2 separate regions of the Homo sapiens genome follow, and region 1 is linked to region 2. A link is an interaction called in ENCODE POLR2A ChIA-PET data of the cell type or tissue named here. Cell type or tissue: A673. All regions are shown on one strand. Links, peaks and the distances in the headings refer to the core of each region. The heading gives the core; the rest is flanking DNA. Region 1 overlaps CEP68 (centrosomal protein 68). Region 2 has its middle 14 kb from the start of SLC1A4.

What was found. Peaks named below come from ENCODE experiments on the same cell type or tissue, not always from the same donor. Only the 100,000 strongest peaks of a DNase experiment are listed, where the experiment ranks them.
Region 1: POLR2A ChIA-PET joins it to region 2 with 6 read pairs; 5 of 35 experiments call an interaction of 5 or more read pairs at or near these places.

The regions. Positions count from the first base shown.
Region 1 is chr2:65,073,728-65,076,644 of GRCh38, forward strand. CEP68 (centrosomal protein 68) reads left to right here. Exons shown (of 7, transcript NM_015147.3): 4 at 555-677. Among named protein-coding and RNA genes, the nearest start is that of CEP68, 19 kb to the left of the region's middle. In A673, for the core only: no CTCF peak of the experiment used is centred there; no DNase peak of the experiment used is centred there; H3K27ac peaks cover 810 bases.
Region 2 is chr2:64,973,657-64,976,573 of GRCh38, forward strand. No RefSeq gene overlaps it. Among named protein-coding and RNA genes, the nearest start is that of SLC1A4, 14 kb to the right of the region's middle. In A673, for the core only: no CTCF peak of the experiment used is centred there; no DNase peak of the experiment used is centred there.

The DNA.
Region 1 (2,917 bases), core at 229-2,728, 100 kb after region 2:
GTCCAGGAACGTGTCCTAGCGCTTGCGGGGGGCTTTCACCTTCCCAGGAGGTGACGTGGTTATTTTGTCTTGTGAGGTAGGTAGGACACGTTATCATGGACCCCTCTTTACTGATAAAAGATTGAGATGCCATGAGGTAAAGTTGTTCTTCGCTATAGCTTCAGGTTAGTCATGATTTTAGTCATTTATTTTACGTTCACTTTTCCAGAGAAACATGGACGTATCTGGCTCCAAGATGCTGATTCTAGTTAGTAATGGTGCTGATCCAAGAATTGGTTTCCATGGCAGGCACGCCTCTTCTGGGCTGCTCCATTCCTACCTGCAAGGCTGGGTTTTCTCAGCCTGTCATTTTTGATGTCACACCAGGCTGTGGTTTTCATTGCTTTGGCAGAGGGAGGTACAGAGTCGTGGAGTCGGGACAGGTGAGCAAGGAGGAGAGAGGAAACTGAAGGTGCACAGTCTGTCTCCAAGTCCTCCTGATATTTTTAGCCTTTTGATAACATAAATAGCTGTTCGATCAGTAACACCATGTGTCCTTTTATTTGTCTCTGCAGACATTTTGCTGTCAGCTGGAAGAGCTGATCTGCTGGCTGTATAATGTTGCAGATGTTACTGACCACGGGACTGCAGCCAGGTCCAATCTTACAAGTCTCAAGTCTTCTCTGCAGCTTTACCGGGTAATATGCGGTCCTGGCTCTGGCTTGTTCCCTCACAAGAGTGTGGCTAAATTACTCGATTACAAAGTAAAATCTCAAATAACCAATGTCTGGTATGTTATAGCTCAGTTGACTATTATACCTGAAATCTAATTAGAGCTTCACATTCTTAAAGCGGAACGCTTTGTAAAATGCATGAATTATTTCCCAGGCCAAATGGAGCTTGAAGATACAATATATTTATCTCAAATCAAAAATACTTTAGGTTTTGGGCTGGCAGGTGCAGTGGGACAAGTCTTTTATCCCAGCTACTCTGGAAGCTGAGACAGGAAGATTGCTTGAGCCCAGGAGTTCGAGTACAGCCTGAGCAACATAGCAAGACCCCCCCCCCTCAAAAAAAAGTTTTTTCTTAATTAAAAACAAAAATACTTTAGGGTGATTTGCAATATAATTTTCCAAATGTCTCAGGGATTATAAATACAGACTTGCACTATTATGACGCCTCTAGTTATGTATGGCTATTGAAGTAAAATTAAAGACTCAGATTTTTTTATTTGCACTAGCCACATTCTGCATGTTCAACCATCACATTTGTCTAGTGGCTACCACGTAGAACAGTGCAGATGTAGAACACTTCCATCACCACATAAAGTCCTATTGGACTGCACCACTATTTAAAGATCTGAGCTGAAATTGTACTGACTCCAGAATCTACAATAGGGCATTTTGATGGTATTTAAATAGAAATCTAGGCCAGGCACCTTGGCTCACACTATTAATCCCAGCACTTTGGGATGCTGAGGCTGGAGGATCGCTTGAGCCCGGGAGTTCCAGACCAGCCTGGGCAATATAGTGAGACCTCGTCTCTACAGAAAAAAAAAAAAAAAACATAAAAAATTAGCTGAGTGTGGTGGCATGCACTAGCAGGAGGATCACTGGAACCCGGCAGGCAGAGGCTACAGTGAGCCAAAATCACACCACTGCACTCCAGCCTGGGCCACAGACCGAGACCGTCTCAAAAAACAAACAAAAACTCTGACGTCAGTTTGTGTGCGTGTGTATGTATTTGGGTTTGGTTTTAGTTTTCTTGTTTCTTTTTCATTAAGATTTTGTTATTTTGAAAATACTAATGTGGATTTTTGTTAACTTGGTCCTAGATTTAGGATGACTGCGTCCCAGTTTGTGCCTGTTGTTCTGGCATAATAATAGGTCCCCTTTCAGTCTCAGAAGTGTCCTGAATTGGAGGATAAATTATATAGTTGTCATCCCTAAGTCTAACGTTAACCTTGGCTGAACTCCTGCCTTCTAGCATATCTGGTTGGCTGCACCTTTCTAATCTCTTCATGAAGAAGCAGAGGGATATCCATGGTCTGAGCCTGAGGCTAGTCTGGAAGGAGTTTTCTAAAACAATTCTTTGAATTCCTACAACCTTATAACCTGACCATATCTTCAGCAGCAGAGGACACAATTTACATGTGCTTGGGCCAGGGCTGAGCTGACTGAGGGCCTTCCTGGGACCGTACTCCAGCTAGAGGAAGGGAGGGGCTTTGTTTTCCAACTTGGGGCCAACTAAAGTGTAGGGAGGAGCCTTGCTTGACCTGGGCAGGCTGGGCCAGCTGCTCCACCCTACTGGGAATGCTGTTTCCTGCAGTGTGGAGAGAGGTTGCTTTGAGTTCCTCACTTTGAGGAACTCCACAATGAGTTCCTCTCCACACTGCAGGAAACAGCATTCCCACTAGGGTGGAGTGAGCTTGAGGAAGGAGAGAAAGGCTGACTCCAAGGGTCCTGTATGCAGACTCCACGTGCATGCACGCAGCTGTGCAGGGCCCAGGACCAGTACCACTACAGAGAGAGGAAGCTGCCCTGGTAGACCTAGCTTAGTGGCCTTTCCTGGCTTGTCAGAGCAGGTGCAAACAGAATAATTCCATCCCTCCGTCTTATCCCTCCTGCCAGCCTTCTGTACCTCAGCTTCTAGGCTAGACGGAAACAACCAGCTTGCTTTGTAGGTAGAGCTGAGATTTGAGCTGGGAGTCACTCGTGCAGGTCAGTGAGGCATAGGCCTCTTGTGTCACCCATACAGCTGTCACAAAGTGGGACTGTACTGCTAGCCCCTTGCCCGCACAGAATTGTGCATGGCTCATGCGTATGTGTGTGCTATCTTGACTCCTGCTTGGATTAAGACCTAGTATAAGCGAGCGTGTCTGTGTTCACATATTTTAACTGTGACTCATTTTCTTATATACTTGTATTTTGTCTTAACA
Region 2 (2,917 bases), core at 195-2,694:
GATGCTGTTTCCAACATGGAGATAAGTGATTTCTAAAAGATAGAAAATATTTAAGAAATATATAAAAGACACAAAATAGATTTAAAAACTCATTTTAAAAGTTTTATAAGAACGTGTGAGATAAAAGATGTTTTGACTGAACTTTTTTCCTTAAGGAAATTCATCTAGGTGGCCCTTTTCCTGGCCTTCTTTAATACAAGTTTGCATTAGAGCATATGCATATCTGCTGTTGTTCTGTCAAGATTGTATTATTTTTAATGTATTCTGTGGTCAAGTTTAAGTAAGTTTGGGAAACATCATTCTCAACTGACAGAACTCTAGTCTAGACCTAAAAAGAAATTTAAAAACCATAGTCCAAGAATAGGTAGCAGTGTGTCCAAGGAAATCTGCTAATTTTTTTTTTTTTTTTAATTTTTGGGGGCCCTGTGCTTCCCTCCCCACCCCTCCCCTCCCCTCCATTCCCTTTACTTTTCCTTTCCTTCCCTTTCCTTCTGACACGGTCTCACTCTGTCACCCAGGCTATAGTGCAGTGGCTTGATCGTGGCTCACTGCAGCCTCAGACTCCTGGGCTCAAGCCATCTTCCCACCTCCTCAGCCTACTGAGTAGCTGGGATTATAGACGTGTGCCACCATGCCTGGCTAATTTTTTATTTCTGTAGAGATGAGGTCTCCCTAAGTTGCCCAGGCTGGTCTCAAACTCCTGGGGTCAAGCAATCCTCGCACCTCCGCCTCCTAAAGTGCTGGGATTACAGGTGTGAGCTACCACACCCAATCCACGTTAACATTTATAAGGAGAATCTGCTCTTTCTCACTTGTATTTAGCTTTATGTTGTACCTTTTTTTTTTTCATAAAAAATCAGATTTTGAAAGTAGGTCATGTCCGTGGGAGAAAAATTCAAATATTATAGAAGTATCAAAAGCCCTTCCCTGCTGGACTCTAAACGCTGTGAGGGCAAGCGTGTGCCTTTCATTCTCCTCAATCTCTCCAGCCCCTAACCCTGCACACAGTAGGGGCTCGAAGTGGCAGCTCCCCACCCCCACCCCGTCTACTTCCTGGAGACACCCTGGGTTAACAGGCTAAGGTGTAATGCAGACCTGTCTTATGCAAAGTTTTAAAAATAAACATTTTAATTTTAGAATCGTCTTAGACCTACATAAAAATTATGGCAATAATACAAAGAGCTTTCATATTCCCACACCCACTTTTCCCTATTATTAACATCTTATGTTAGCATGGTACATTTGTCACAATTAATGAACCAATACATTATTATTATTAACTAAAGTTCACACTTTATTCAGACTCCCTTAGTTTTTGCCTAATGTCCTTTTCTGTTCTAGGATCCCCTCCAGGAAGCCGTGCTACATCCGTCATCATGTCTCCTTAGGCTCCTCTTGGCTGTGACAGTTTCTCAGACATCCCTTGCTTTTGATGGCCCTGAGAGTTTTAAGGAGTGCCAGTCGTGTATTTTGTAGGGTGTCCCTCTATTGGGATTTGTCTGCTGTTTTTCTCATGAATAACAGGGTGATGGCTTTTGAGGAGAAAAACCGCAGAAGTAAAGTGCCATTCTCATCACATCATTATCATGGTACATATTATCAACATGGCATCACTGTTGATGCTGATCTTGCCTCCTATGCAGATTTAACCATTCCTCATTCCTGCTAAAATGAAGTCCTTTGCCTTTCATGTCAAGGTGGGGATCTTGTTACAGTTCCGATAGTCAGTCTCCCTAGTTAGCTTGGACACAGGCAGCCTAAACACGGGGATGACTCAAAAGAAAGACATGTGACCTTCACACTGGCCCTGGGCATGGGAGGAGGGTGTGGGGTGAAGAAGAGTCAGGATGACATGCCCACTTCTGCCACTTGCCAAACTCACAATGGATGCTTGCCAAGGGCCAAGATTGGCTGCCAAGCAGGGACGAATGCCCATTCCTTTTCCTGTTAACTAGTGATGACCTTTCATAGTGCCACTTAGATTTTTTAACTCCATCTCATCTACACGTGCCTTCTTGCAGATGGTGACTTACTCCCCAGCACTCAGCAACAGCAGCAAGAATCCAGGAAAGCTGTGCCAGAGTACAAGAGAAAGAAAAAAGAAAACAAGAATTTGATCTGAAAAATTCACCAGAAAATGCCTAACCTTCTCCCATGACACAGCAAGGTTTTGCTTGGATTCTTCCTTGCATTATTCAAACATATAGTGAACAAGAATTCAAATTCTTTTTCCTTAGATGGAAGTAGAACTTGGAGTGTGTTTTTTCTTTATTCTGACACATTAACTAGTCAAAGTAACTGAACTAAACCACACACAACAATAACAAATTTTGTTACATAATTATTGTTTCAGTTAACGTTCATGAAGCATTTTATAATGTATCGGGAACCGTGCTAATTATTTTGTGCACATCATTCATTTGATGCTCAGCAACACTATGATGTTGTTACCCCCATTTTATAGAGTATAAAGTGAGGCACAGAAAGATTAAGTAACTTTCCCAAGATCACAAGGCTCCTAAGTGACAAAAAAGAAATATACACACGTCAGACTTCCCACTTCATACTGCAGAGCCGTTCGAAAAACTGCCATGCCATACTGCTATACCATTCAAATAAACCTGTACATCAGACTGATGCACCATTCAACAAACCACTACTCCATTCTGCTGCACCATTCAACAAACTATGCCATACCACTAAGCCACTCAGAAAACCCCTATATCATACTGCTGTACCATTCATTCAGCAAACCTCTACACCATACTGCTACATCATTCAAGAAAACACTAAACCATACTGCTATGCCAGTCACACTACTCCATACTGCTGTCTCATTCAGCAAACCACTACTCTATACTGCTACACCATTCAAAAAACAACTGCACCACTGCTACACTGTTCAACAAACTTCTGT